Linked DNA regions of Homo sapiens: region 1 is linked to region 2. The links are chromatin contacts, found by Hi-C or POLR2A ChIA-PET in ENCODE. All regions are on one chromosome and are shown on one strand. Each heading gives the region's core, a stretch centred on a gene start or an enhancer-like site at or near the end of the contact. The rest is flanking DNA. Distances are from core to core; before and after follow the strand shown.

What was found. A loop is a pair of places that touch in the nucleus more often than their neighbours do. ChIA-PET counts read pairs that join two places held with the same protein, here RNA polymerase II (POLR2A). Pooled maps may share reads with other maps.
Region 1: a pooled map shows a loop between it and region 2 (3-fold over the local background). The contact joins the promoter of CBFA2T2 here to the promoter of C20orf203 in region 2. A Hi-C loop is called at or near these places in 1 of 50 pooled maps. POLR2A ChIA-PET finds 5 or more read pairs at or near these places in 2 of 52 experiments (GM12878 and activated B cell).

The regions. Positions count from the first base shown.
Region 1 is chr20:33,485,937-33,493,293 of GRCh38, reverse strand. It overlaps CBFA2T2 (CBFA2/RUNX1 partner transcriptional co-repressor 2), which reads right to left and starts at 3,198. Exons shown (of 11, transcript NM_001032999.3): 1 at 2,993-3,198. The coding sequence starts at 3,026. RefSeq lists silencers at 2,879-3,158, 3,169-3,388 and an enhancer at 3,483-4,031.
Region 2 is chr20:32,672,463-32,679,803 of GRCh38, reverse strand. It overlaps C20orf203 (chromosome 20 open reading frame 203), which reads left to right and starts at 5,863. Exons shown (of 6, transcript NM_182584.4): 1 at 5,863-6,172. RefSeq lists enhancers at 1-582, 583-1,182, 3,542-4,244, 5,096-5,165, 7,116-7,341.

The DNA of each region.
Region 1 (7,357 bases), core at 1,949-4,448, 820 kb before region 2:
GACCAGCCTGGCCAATGTAGTGAAACCCCATCTCTACTATAAATACAAAAATTAGCCGGACGTGTTGGCACGCACCTGTAATACCAGCTACTTGGGAAGCTGAGGCAGGAGAACTGCTTGAACCCAGGAGGCGGAGGTTGCAGTGAGCCGAGATCATGCCATTGCACGCCAGCCTGAGCAACAAGAGTGAAACTCCGTCTCAAAAAAAAAAAAAAAAAAAAAAAACCAAAACTTCAATCAAGGGCGGGTGCAGAGGCTCACACTTGTAATCCCAGAACTTTGGGAGGCTGAGGCGGGCAGATCACTTGAGGTCAGGAGCCCAGCCAAAACATGGTTAAACCCCGTCTCTACAAAAAATACAAAAAAAAATTAGCCAGGCATGGTGGTGAGCACCTGTAATCCCAGCTCCTCAGGAGGCTGAGTACTACACCAAGTGTACTGTCTAGGAATGTAATACAGAATTCTCTTAGAAACACTAAAAAAGGCCAGGCAAAGTGGCTCATGACTTTAATCCCAGCAATTTGGATGGCTGAGGAAGGAGGATTACTCAAGCCCAGGACTTCCGGACTAGCATGGGCAACAAAGCAAGACCCCATCTCTACAAAAAATAAAAAAATTAGCTGGGTGTGGTGGCGCCTGGAGTCCCAGCTACTCAAGTGGCTGAGGCAGGAGAATCACTTGAACCCAGGAGGTTGAGGCTGCTGTGGGCCATGATGACGCCACTGCACTCCAGTCTGGGTGACAGAGAGAGACTGTCTCAAAAAAAGGAAAAAAGAAAACAAAAATGTAGTTACGTAACAGAAGCAAAAGTTGTGCTTTTGGGCATATTTTAAACTAAATACTACACAAAAGAAATTTGGACACAATCTTTTTTTTTTAAGTGAAAGCAAGTTTATTATGGAAGTAAAGAAACAAAGGAAGACTACTTCATAGGCAGAAGAGCCCCCCAATTTTTTCAAATAAAAAGTCCTTTCTGGTCAGGCTTGGTGACTCACGCTCGTAATCCCAGCACTTTGGGAGGCTGAGGTGGGTGAATTACCTGAGGTCAGGGGTTCGAGACCAGCCTGACCAATATGGTGAAACCCTGTCTCTACTAAAAATATAAAAATTAAGGCCGGGCGCAGTGGCTCATGCCTCTAATCCCAGCACTTTGAGAGGCTGAGGCAGATGGATCCCCTGAGTTCAGGAGTTCACGACCAGCCTGGCCAACATGGTAAAACCGTCTCTACTAAAAATGCAAAAAATTAGTCAGGTGTGGTGGCAGGCGCCTGTAATCGCAGCTACTCTGGAGGCTGATGCAGGAGAATCGCTTGAACCTGGGGCGGGGGGAGGTTGCAGTGAGCCGATATTGTACTACTGCACTCCAGCCTGGGCAACAAGAACAAAACTCCGTCTCAAAAAAAATAATAAAATAAAATAAAATAATTGGCCGAGCGTGGTGGCATATGCCTGTAGTCCCAGCTACTCCGGAGGCTGAGACAGGAGAATAGCTTGAACCCAGGAGACGGAGGTTGCAGTGAGCCAAGATCACACCCCTGCACTCCAGTCTGGGCGACAGAGCAAGATTCCGTCTCAAAAAAAAAAAAGCCTTTCATTTTACAGAGATGCTGTACCTTTGCAAGCCTAAAAGAGTAATCACTATCCGCCTCTTTAGTTGGAAATTTCATGAGGAATGGATCAAACCATCAAAAGCAGTAACTGCAAGCTGGGTGTATCTACTTTTTCTATCTTCAATCCAACATTTAATGGGTGCAAAAAAAAAGAAGCGTAAAGCCTCCCTTTCACGTGTTTAAGGACATCAGCTCTGAGACTAGTACTCAGAGTACCTTCTGTTACTCAGTTTCATCCTCTGCAAAATGGGCATCCTCAAATAATGTCTTACTTAGGATGTCATCAAGATTAAACAATTAAAAAAACATGCAAAACATGTTTATCTGTTTCCTCATTTACTATGTCTCTCCCTCTCCTAACTAAACTCAAAACCCCAGTTCGGTCTATCTTGTTTATTGTATTCCCAGGGCCTGGAATGGTATTTTTAAACTTACTATATGATTTAATAAATATTAAGTGAATAGAATGCAAAATGTCTGGTGCTCAAAAAAATGTTGGCTATTATAATTACAATAATGAAAAACAATTAAAATTTTATTGTTCTTATTCAGAGAAGCCACCCCTCCCCCAAGGATCTCACACATCAAGGAGGAACACTAGATAAATACTGGAATGGCTAAATGGAAGTAAGAATAACAATTAGATCATGGAGCAGGACTAACAGACAACAAAACAAAATCTTAACACGGCTAGAGCCTAATTTCGGACTTTTCCGAGTGCGGTGCACACTGGATCAGATTAATAAAGGACGATTACAATAATGACAGTTTTCACAATTGTGTGTGTGCCACGGTCGGTGTCAAGCGTTTTACTGGCCTCACAAAACCCAAGAACCCTGGGGGAGGGAGGGAACCCGCTCCACATCCCCATTTTGCAGATGGGGGAACTGAGGCACCGGGAGAGCCAAGGTCACTACCTAAATGGGGAAGCCTGGATGTGAACCCAGGTAGCCAACTACTGAGCCTGCGCTCAAACAGGCCCTCCGAGGGGCCATTCTCATCTCCTCCAACCCTCAACATCGGGCGGGTGTAGTATTTCCCCAGGAGCCGGACTTCGTGGCCCCAGCGCTGGGACAACAAAATGATTCTTGCCCGCCGGCAAGTCCCATGGACGCCGGCCCGGCCTAAGTTCCGAGGCCGCGGGCCCCACAATTTCCCTCACACCGTGAGCCCCGAGCTCTTCGGGCGGCGCAGGAAGCGACGGGGTGGCCTCAGGAGCCCGGGAAGGCCCGCCCCGCTGCGTGACCTTGGATCCGCCGCCCCGCTTCGGGCCTCAGTTTCCACTCCCGGCCTCGCGCCCGGGGCACTCGGAATCACCGCGCCTGCGGAGCCGCAGGCCCTCACACGCCCCCCTCGGCCGCCCGCATTCACGCCCCACTTACGCTGGAAGGCGGCCGCTCCAGGGACGCCTACCATCGCCGAGCGCCGCCGCCGCGCGCCGCCCGCCTCTACCCGCGACACGGGTCCCTCGCAGGCGCCGCCCGCCTCGACCCGCGGCCCGGGTCCCTCGCAGGCGTCGCCGCGAGATCTGCAGCCGCCGAGCTAACCAGACACCACCACCGCTGCTGTCGCCGTCGCCGCCGCCGCCGCCGCCGTTAGGCCGCGCCCCGCCCCGCCCCCGGCTGGCCCCGCCCCGCCCGCCGGGCACGCCCCCGCCGCGCGCTCTCGCCGCCAGGCCAACGCACGCGGAAGCCCGGCCCCAAGACCAGCTCCCATTAAGCACCGCCCCCTAACCTGACCCGCCCCTTCCGCGGGAACCGACCGCCGAATCCCGGCGCAGCCTGCTTCTCAGACCTGCCCCCTCGGCGTCACGCGCGCCCGTCACGCGCACGGCCCACTTTCTAGCTCCAGACTTCCCGGTGTAGCCAGGGCAGTGGCCCAGGCTCGGGGGCCGAGTGCTAGGGGGAGGGATTACAACGAGTGGCAACGTCTCACCTGAGTTCTCCAGGTACAGGCCTGATGGCTTTTGCGCATGCCTTTGAGCGAGCCCCCTGGCTCAAAGTGTTTTTGGCCTGAAGTATTCTAAATGCCTAAAATTTCATCATCGTAATTTTAATAACTGTTGGCCGGGCGTGGTGGCCCACGCCTGTAATCCTAGTACTTTGGGAGGCCAAAGGAGAGTCACTTGAGCTCAGGAGTTTGAGACTAGCGTCTCTATTAAAAAAATAAATAAATAAAAATAAAAAATAGACCAGGCACGGTGGCTCAGGCCTATAATCCTAACACTTTGGGAGGCCGAGGAGGGTGGATTACCTGAGGTCAGAACTTCGAGGCTAGTCTGGCCAATGTGGCGAAACGCTGTCTCTACTAAAAATACAAAACTTAGAGCCGGGCGCAGTGGCTCAAGCCTGTAATCCTAGCACTTTGGGAGGCCGAGGCGGGAGGATCACGAGGTCAGGAGTTTGAAGACCAGTCTGGCCTATAAGGTGAAACCCTATCTCTACTAAAAAAATAAATAAATAAAAATACAAAAATTAGCCTGGTGCGGTGGCGCGTGCCTTTAGTCCCAGCTACTCGGGAGGCTGGGGCAGGAGAATCACTTGAATCCGGGAGGGGGAGGTTGCAGTGAGCCGAGATCGGAGCCATTGCACTCCAGCCTGAGCAAAAAGAGCAAAACTCCGTATCAAAAAAACAAAACAAGGCCAGGAGCTGTGGCTCACCCCTGTAATCCCAGCACTTTGGGACGCCGAAGCTGGCAGATCACAGCTCAGGATTTGGAGACCAGCCTGACCAACGTGGTGAAACCCCGTCTGTACTAAAAATACAAAAATTAGCTGGACTTGGTTTCACAAGCCTGTAATCCCAGCTAATCAGGAGGCTGAGACAGGAGAATTGCTTGAACCCCGGAGGCGGAGGTTGCACCGAGCCAAGATCACGACACTGCACTCCCACCTGGGTGACAGAGCGAGACTCCCTCTCAAAAAACAAAACAAAACAAAACAAAAAAATTAGCTGGGCGCGGTGGCGGGTGTCCATAATCCCAGCTACTCGGGAGGCTGAGGCAGGAGAGTCGCTTGAACCTGGGAGGCAGAGGTTGCAGTGAACCGAAATCGCGCCACTACACTCTAGCCTGGGCAACAGAGGGAAGCTCCGTCTGAAAAGAAAAGAAAAGAATAAAGACTCTTGTTTCTCAGTATTATTTCAGATATCTCACACCAAGAATATAGAATGCATTTGTATTTTACTTGTGTATTGAAAACAAATTTTAAAAGACAGAATGTAGGCCGGCCGGGTACAGTGGTTTATGCCTCTAATCCCGGCACTTTGGGAGGCCAAGGCAGGTGGATCGCTTGAGTCCAGGAGTTCAAGACTAGCCTGGGTAACACGGGGAAACCGCGCCTGTACAAAAAATACAAAAATTAGCCAGACATGGTGTTGCACACACGCTTGTAGTCTCAGCTACACAGAAGGCTGCGGTGGGAGGATCATATGAGCCAGGGAGTCAGAGGTTTCAGTTACCCCAGATCAGACCAATGTACTCTGGCCTGATCTAACAGATCAGGCGTGAGTAACAGAGTGAGACCCTGTCTCAAAAAAAGAAAAAAAAATGTAGAAATAAGAACATATGTGCATATACCAGCTGGGTATAGTGGTTCACACCTGTAATCCTAGCACTTTGGGAGGCTGAAGTGGGCAGATCACAAAAGGTCAGGAGTTCGAGACCAGCCTGGCCAACATGGTGAAAACCTGTCTCTACTAAAAATACAAAAGTTAGCCAGGAGTGGTGGCGTGTGCCTGTAGTCTCAGCTACTCAGGAGGCTGAGGCAGGAGGATGGCTTGAACTTGGGAGGTGGCAGTTGCAGTGAGCCAAGATCATGCCACTGCACTCCAGCCTGGGCCACAAAGCAAGACTCTGTCTCAAAACAAAACAAAAAAAAAAAAAAGAGAGAGAAGAAAAGAACATATGTGGCCAGGCATGGTGGCTCATGCCTGTAATCCCAGCACTTTGGGAGACTGAGGCAGACAGATCACCTGAGGTTGGGAGTTCGAGACCAGCCTGACCAACATGGAGGAACCCTGTCTCTAGTAAAAATACACAATTTGCTGGGCACATGCCTGTAACACCAGCTACTCAGGAGGCTGAGGCAGGAGAATCACTTAAACCCGGGAGGCAGAGGTTGCAGTGAGCCGAGATTGCGCCATTGCACTTCAGCCTGGGCAACAAGAGCGAAACTTCATCTCAAAAAAAAGAAAAGAACATGCATGTATATATATACTCTTTAAAGTGCCATGAGCACTGATGAAGAAAGCCCTCCCTAGAACGTTTTTGGAAAACACAATAAAAGGTACCAATGTACTCAGAGAGTCCCAGGAAGGGTCTCTAAACCACAACTAAAAGGCTATGAGGAATTCAGATGGGGTTAACAGCCCAGCTGAAATTTCACTTCCTTTGTGAAAATCTCTCCAATGCTCCTATCAAAAAATAATTTTCAAGACTGGGCAATAAAGTGAGACCTCCTTTCTACAAAAAATAAAAAAATTAGCAAGGCATGGTGGTGCACGCCTGTAGTCCCAGCTACTCAGGAGGCTGAGGCAGGAGGATTGGCTTGAGCCCAGGAGGTCAAGGCTGCAGTGAGCTGTGATCCGACCACTGCACTCCAGCATGGGTGACAGAGCAAGACCGTGCCTCAAAAAAAGAGTGATAATAATTTGGCCGGATGCGGTGGCTCATGCCTGCAATCTCAGCACTTTGGAAGGCTGAGGCAGGTGGATCACCTGAGGTCAGGAGTTTGAGACCAGCCTGGCCAACATGGTGAAACCCCATCTCTACTAAAAATACAAAAATTAGCTCGCATTGTGGCGGGCACCTGTAATCCCAGCTACTTGGGAGGCTGAGGCAGGAGAATCGCTTGAACCAGGAGACTGAGGTTATGGTAAGTCGAGATCATGCCACTGCACTCCAGTCTAGCGATAGAGTGAGACTCTGTCTCAAAAATAATTACTATTGACCGGGTGCGGTGGCTCACGCCTGTAATCCCAGCACTTTGGGAAGCCAAGGCTGGCGGATCACGAGGTCAGGAGATCGAGACCATCCTGGCTAACACAGTGAAACCCCATCCCTACTAAAAATACAAAAAAAAAAAATTAGCTGGGTGTGGTGGCGGGCGCCTGTAGTCCCAGCTACTTGGAAGGCTGAGGCAGGAGAATGGCGTGAACCTGGGAGGTGGAGCTTGCAGTGAGCTGAGATCGCGCCACCGCACTCCATCCTGGGCGACAGAGCGAGACTCCATCTCAGAAAAAACAACAACAACAACAACAAAAAAAAAACAAAGTGCTGGGATTACAGTCGTGAACCATGGCACCCACCCCGACCAGCTAATTATTATTATTAGTAGTAGTAGTAGTAGTAGAGGTGGTGTCTCTTTGTGTTGCCCAGGCTGGTCTTAAACTCCTAGAGCTCAAGCAATCCTCCAGCCTGGGCCTCTCAAAGTGCTAGAATTGTAAGCACGCGCTACCACACCCAACCTTCAAACTTTTTAAGATTCAAGTAAGAGAGACCGGGCCCAGTGGCTCACGCCTGTAATCCCAGCACTTTGGGAGGCTGAGGCGGGCTGATGATGAGGTCAGGAATTTGAGACCAGCCTGGCCAGCATGATGAAACCTCGTCTCTACTAAAAATACAAAAATTAGCCAGGCGTGGTGGCATGCACCTGTAATCCCAGCTACTCAGGAGGCTGAAAAATGAGAATCGTGCCAGGCATGGTGGCTCACGCCTGTAATCCCAGCACTTTGGGAGGCCGAGGTGG
Region 2 (7,341 bases), core at 4,614-7,113:
GGGAGATGATGGATGTCAGTGGGCTCTGGGATAAGCTTACAGAAGGAGGACCCTCCAGTTTCCTCTCCCTCAGGTGTTGATGGGATTGGGCCTGCTGTAATTATCAACACTTCTAAGCAATTTGCAGGCGGCTGCAGGCAGTGGGAGCTAAGGGGAGGAGGTAGCCTCTGGAGGGCCTAGAAAATCTTTTTGCTAGATTTAGAGCAACTGGGTCCAGGTCTCCTCCTCCTACCAGTCTTGTCTGCAGGCCAAGCCATGCCTGCTCCTGCATCCTGGTCTTTGTCTCTGAGAAGAGCTCTCACCCTACTAGCCCAGAGGGGGAAGGAGCAGCAAGGTTGCTGGTGATGCTGAAAATCAAGTTGAACGTCCTTATATGACAGCAGTTTGAACAGATCAGCAAGTTCAACCACACAGAGGTGCCTGGAAGCCCCTCTCAGTGATACCTAAGAGGGAGGTCTCTGGAACCAGCCTGCCAGTTTCTTCCCTCCAGCCCTACTCTTACTGCCTGGGGGCCCATGGGCAAGTCTCCCTGCCACGGTTTCCCCATCTCTGAAATGGGAGCAGTGGCAACTCCGGGGCTGGAGGAGTAAATGCAGCAAAGCATGTGTGTTTGGCACTCACAGTGAACCACAGTCAACGACAGCCAGCACCACTGGGGGTGGTTGCTGTCATCGCTGGCATTATGCCTCACCCAGCCCATCTCTTGCACTATGTTGGACACTGTCCCAGGATGGCGGCAACCATCTCTGTCCCCGACACAGTGCCCTGACAGGCCTTCCCATCTGAGCACCAGTTGCCTGCACTGCACTTCTTTTTTTTTTTTTTGTACACAGAGTCTTGCTCTATCCCCCAGGCTGTAGTGCAGTGGTGCGATCTTGGCTCACTGCAACCTCCGCCTCCTGAGTTCAAGTGACTCTCCTGCCTCAGCCTCCTGAGTAGCTGGGATTACAGGCACCCACTACCATGCCTGGCTAATTTTTGTATTTTTAGTAGAGACAGGGTTTCACCATGTTGGCCAGGCTGGTCTCGAACCCCTGACCTCAGGGGATCCGCCCACCTTGGCCTCTCAAAGTGCTGGGATTATAGGCATGAGCCACCATGCCCGGCCACTTCTATTTATTGTTTTTGAGACCGAGTTTCACTCTTTTTGCCCAGGCTGGAGTACAATGGCGCCATCTCGGCTCACCGCAACCTCTGCCTCCCAGGTTCAAGCAATTCTCATGCCTCAGCCTCCTGAGTAGCTGGGATTACAGGCACGTGCCACCACGCCCTGCTAATTTTTGTATTTTTAGTAGAGATGGGGTTTCACTGTGTTGGCCAGGTTGGTCTTGAACTCCTGACCTCAGGTAATCTGCCTGCCTCAGCCTCCCAAAGTGCTGGGATTACAGGCATGAGCCACCGCGCCCAGCCACTTCTCTCTTTCTTTCTTTCTTTCTTTTTTCTTTTTTTTTAAATAGAGACAGTCACTATTGAGACTGTTGCTCAGGCTGGCCTTGAACTCCTGGGCTCAAGTGATCCTCCCACCTCGGCCTCCCAAAGTGCTGGGATTACAGGTGTGAGCCACTGCACCCAGCCTGTGCTGCACTTCTCTATGCATATGTCTCACCGTCTGGATGGCAAATTCCTGGACTTCTGGGCTTCCAGAATTCTGATGCACCCCACAGCTGACACTGGCTGACATTGCTGGAAGGACATGTTAACAGTCTTAGAAGGGTGTGGAGGGGAGGCAGGGCTCCTCCCTCTGCACTACTCTGTGCTTTCTCCTCTACCTCTGGTTTCTCCTCAGAAGAGTGAGGAGCTGTGGTCATTTCACAAACCCTGTAACACTGGGAGAGGTGGAATGTGACTCAGACTGCCCAGGGAAAGAGGGGCTGCCAACCACGCCCTTCCTCTTTCCTTCGCACCTGCACGTCCTGAGCCAGTGGTTTGTGCTCCTCTGTGAGAGCTGATAAACTGGCCTATGGGGAGGCCCAGAGCCATTCCCCATCGCACCTCCCCAAGTGGGGCTTTCTAAAAGATCCCGAACCTAGGAGGTGCTTGATAAGTGATTGCTTGATACATGCTTATGAGGTGGGGTTTGCTTCTCCCAGGCACTGACAAGGTAGATAGTGCTGACAAGTAATAGCCTCTGAATTGCCAAAGGCGATGTCAAGCTTTCGCCATTAAGGTTTGAGCTAGAGGGGTACAAATTAGAGGTGAAACCAATGTGGGGAGCTGAGAGTCAGAGCTCTTTGGGGGCACACAGTGCTCTCAGCACTGCTGAGAACTCACATTTCTGCACGGACTCTTAGCAGTGAGGGCCAGAAAATGCAGTGGGCCTGAATGAGATGCACGTGCTGCAAGACCAACTCTGCTGGTTCAGTTAACACTCAGGGAGCCATGTGGTCAAGGGCAGCATCGGGGCCTACATCCTGGAGATACCAAGATCCAATTAAGCAAGTGTTTATTAAACACCTACAATACACCCGGCCCTGGGCCTCTGAGATGGAGATGATGCCGTCTCTGCCCTGGGTAACCCCGGGTGGACACATGACAGACACTAGGTGATTAAGAACCATTTGAGGCCGGGCGCGGTGGCTTATGCCTCTAATCCAAGCACTTTGGGAGGCCGAGGCAGGTGGATCACTTGAGGTCAGGAGTTCGAGACCAGCCTGGCCAACATGGTGAAACCCCGTCTCTACTAAAAATACAAAAAATTAGCTGGGCATGGTGGTGGGCACCTGTAAATCCCAGCTACTCAGGAGGCTGAGGTAGGAAAATCGCTTGAACCCAGGAGGCGGAAGTTGCAGTCAGCCAAGATTATGCCATTGCACTCCAGTCTGGGCGACAAGAGCGAAACTTCGTCTCAAAACCAACAAAAAAAACGGGTTCCTTTGTTCCACTGCGAAGAAGAGCAGTGCAGGCATCCCATGCTCAGATGGGAAGGCCTGGTTCCTGGGGTGGGTGGCACTTAGGAAGCGAGCATCTAACTAGTTGCAGGGCCATGTGCAAGTCACCAGTTTCCATGCCTCGGTTTCCCCACCTATCATACAGTCCTGCATGATCCAGCCTCTGTTTCTCCTCTTGCCTCGTGTCTGGCCAGCCGCTCCATGCCTGCACTCCCTCTGCTGCTCCGGCCTCCAGTGGCCTCCCAGGCTAACACCTCCTCATTTGTCACATCTCAGCTCAAGCATCATCTCTAGGAGGCCTTCCCTGGCCACCTGGCTCTGCATCCTCTCACACCCCATCATGCCTTATGACACTTGACATCACGTGCAACCGTGTATTTATCTGTTGCTCTTTTTAGTGGCTTTCTCTTCTTGGCCCAAAGCCTGGCACTGAATAAATATTTGTTGAATGAATGAATAAACTAATGAATGAACAAATGAGCAGGTGTGCTGTGGGACTCAGATGACCCCACAGCTGGGACTCAGTGCCCTGGGAGTGGAGGGACACAATGTGTTCCTAAGCCCATGGGCCAGAGTCAGGGAATCCCACATAGAAACTGGCTTCCCCTGGGCTTCCAGAGGCTGCCAGGGAGCATCACTGCCTTAGGCCTCCCGCCCGGAACAAGAACAGGCCTTCCTGGAGCCACTATTGTGGTCAGCATTGTTGTGGTCCTTGCTGCCCTCGCAGCTGTGCTCCCTGGAATTCCCAGGTGGCTGTGTGTGTGTGTGTGTGTGTGTGTGTGTGTGTGTGTTAGTGGGGTGGGCGTGGGGGAAACCTGGAGCCCTGACCCTGAGGCCACCTGCCTCAGTGGGTTGGACAGGGAGGCTTCTTGAAGATTGACCCCCAACCTGAGTCTCCCCAGCGGAAGGGGAATTCGGCTGGTGGGGAAGGTGGGGGAATGGGCGTGGCGTATTCTAGGCTTAGGGATCCCAGGGCTGCGGGAGGACAGCCAAAGCTGGAGCGCCAGTCGTGCAGGCCAGAGCTGATGGGGCTTTGCCTACCATGCCAGGTGCTGCTTCTGGAGGGTGGGGCAGGGGGAAGGATTTGAAATGAGGTAGCAACAGCACAATCAGAATTGTGTTGTTCAAAGGCCTTCCTGTCACGGGGAGAGGATAGGCCACCACAGGTTCTTTCCTATCTCCCTCTTTCCCCTCCAGACCTTACCCCTTCTAAAATGGAGGCATTTTGTTTGTTTTCGCTCAGAACCCAGTTCCTCATGAACTGTCATTGTAAATAGACCGGAGGCCAGAACAAAGGAAGATTTTTTAAAATTATTTTTTCCTCCTTTAAAGACTAGCTTAATGAGAACTGCTGACATGGGGTAAAGTACAGCACGCCCAAGCTGAGAGAGGTGTGGGGGTACCCTAGACTGGGAAACTGAGGCCCAGGGAGAAGCACTGCTGGGCAAGGAGCATCCCTCTACATCCCAGGTGGGGTGGGCGCTCCACACACCAGTGTGATGGGAAAAGTGGAGGTGATGAGTGTCCTCACCTGGGCACAGCCTGGCCCTCATGAGATGGAACGTGCAGGGAGCCTTTTGGGGGAGGGTTCAGGAGGAGAACTGGGTGGTTTGCCCAGGAACTCAGAAGGAGTATTCCCTAGGCGGGTGGGTAGCGTGTGGAAGGACACCTGAGGCAGACAGAAGACACAGAGACCCAAGGGAGAAGGAAGAACGGCTGGGTTTAGAGACGTGGACGTAAGTGAAAGGGCAGAGCCAAGGATGCAGCAGGACAGGAGGGAGGGGGTTAATAACACACTTGAAGCCCACGGTCCAGGTTTGATTTCATTTAACTTAGTTTACTCTGGACCCCTGAGTCTCTCTCAAATTTGAATGGCCTTTTTTTCCTTTTGAAGGGGGATTCTTTAGGAGGAAGGGCAGAGAGGGCACCAAGCAAGTAGATACTGTCTCTAATAAAAGTTTTGGTCATGGCCAGGCGCAGTGGCTCACTCCTGTAATCCCAGAACTGGGAGGCCCGAGGCAGGAGGATTGCTTGAGCCCAGGAGTTCAAGACCAGCCTAGGCAAAATGGCAAGATCCCTATCTCTACAAAAAAAAAAATAATAATACAAAAATTAGCTAGGCATGGTGATGTGCACCTAGTCCCAGCTACCTAGGAAGCTGAGGTGGGAGGATTGCTTGAGTCTGGGAGGTCGACGCTGCAGTGAGCTGTGATTGCACCACTGCACTCCAGCCGTGGTGACAGAGTGAGACTCTGTCTAAAAAAAAAAAAAGGAAGTTTCGAGGGTGAGATGAAGTAAAAGACTGGAATGTTCTTGAGACATTGGGCTAGAGATTGTCATTTGTTTTTGCTACTTAAATCCAGGTGCTCTGGGCTAACCTGATTGGGCCCCTGATGCAAAAGCGCCTCCTGGTGGGTGGTTCTGAAAACACTGAATACTTTCCTCCCCCTGCCACCCAGTAACAATATTAATAATACAAATACAGCATTTTTTTTTCCCTGCAGAACAAAATTCCTAGAAGCTGAAGGGCTGAGTTGCTGAACATGAGCATTTTACTTTTAGGCAGATTACATCAAAGTCTCTTTCCAAAAAGTTGGCACCAATTGGCACCCCATTTTTGGTGCATTTAAATATTAAACACCAAGATGAGACTGGATGGATCCCTCTCCTGAAATGTCCTGTCCATAAATGAAAGAGCTGGGGCCAAGCTCACGGTGGCTCACGCCTGTAATCCCAGCACTTTGGGAGGCCAGGGTGGGAGGATTGCTTGAGCTCAGGAGTTCAAGACTAGCCTGGGAAATATAGGGAGACCCCTGTCTCTTAAACAAACTTAAAAAAAATGGCTGGATTAAACGACAACAACAGTTTCAGGGACCCAGTCTTTTCTGAACAGTGTCTCCCCCGCTCAGCTCTCACAGATCATTGAGGTGGGCGGGGTTAGACCCATTGACAGTTGGACCTGCAGGGCCAGGTCACATAGCCAGTGGGTCTGAGCTGACTTTTCTTCCCAAGCCTGTGTGATCCCCAAAACCCTTGGCTGCCCCCACTCTGCCCCCCGCCTCCCAGCCCTTCCAGCTGCAGCCTTTTCACTCATTCCACCACCACTCAGCTCTGAGTGGCTACGCTGGCGGGCTCTCTGCTTTGCGTCGGAGACATCACAGTGAGCAAAGGCAGATATGTTTTATGTGCCCTTGAAGAATCTCCCAGACAAACGTGTCATTGCAGTCGGAGCCAAATGGCCGGGGCAGGTGGCACAGATGAATGCCGGGCAGAGGAGCCTGCAGGTGGGTGGAATGCAGCCTGTCTGTGCTGAAAGTGTGGGGTGACCCTGGGGTTTTAAGCAGGGGATGGTGACCAAAAAAGCCAGCAGAAAGACCAGTGTGTGGTTTTGAAGCTGCTGCCCTAGACTCCCTGTGCCTCATGTGTCCCTTGGAGCTCCACCTGGGTCTCTGTGCCCACGGGGCTGCGGTGAGGCTCCCCGAATGTGGGGACCGTGTGGCCGTTGAGCCCATCTCCGGCAGCTATGGCTGAGGCGCCAGCCACTTCCGCCCTGTGCTCTCTCTGTGGTTGGCTACGGGGGCTGAGACACCTCCGGCCAGTCTTGAGGGGAGCAGGAGGAGGCTGCTGGACTGTCCCCCATGGCAGCCACAGGGCCTCTTCACTCCCTCCTGCCTCTGTGGCTCCAGGGGCCCAGCTCAGCCTCTTCCTGCCGTTTGTACCAGCCCTGGGGCTCCTCAGGAGGGCGGGCTTGTCGCTTGTTCCCCCAACCCTGCAACCCCTCCACTTCCTCTCCTCACCCGCCCCAGGGTGTGAGGTGGGACACAGAGAGATGCCCAGCCCTTACTACCAAGGAGTCTTGGGTCTTGAGGGGGCTTCTTTTATGGCCACTCATTTCAGCCCCTAGATCCTGCCAGTCCCATATTCTTCACTCCCTGAGGCCTTCTGGCTCTCAAAGCCCGAGTCTAGTGCCTTCCTACCAGCCATCTTCACCAGGCCCCTCTCCTATGCTGGGTCTGTTTAGATGCAGGGGCACAGGGAGTAGGAAAAGGTCTCTGCTGCCGGAGCCCACAGCCCTGTGGGAAGACAGCAGGGCCAGGTGGCAGTCAGGGAGAGAAGCACTTTTCTGGAACTGTGTGAAATGCTGTGAGCTTGGGGGAGGCAGGGGAGGGAGTGGGGAGGGTAGAGGAGGAAGAGTCCCAGAACAAAAAGGCCTGGTGTGGTGAGAAATTCAGGAGGGAATAAAAGGGAACAAGAGCAAGAAATAGAGACAGGCACACTGTGGTTCTTGGTTTTTCCCACAAAACTAAAGCTATTTAAATTGAAGAAGTATTTTTTTTTTTTTGGAGATATTGTCTTGCTCTGTCACCCAGACTGAAGTGTAATGATGCAATCATAGCTCATTGTAACCTTGACCTTCTAGGCTCAAGCAGTCCTCCTGCCTCAGCCTCTTGAG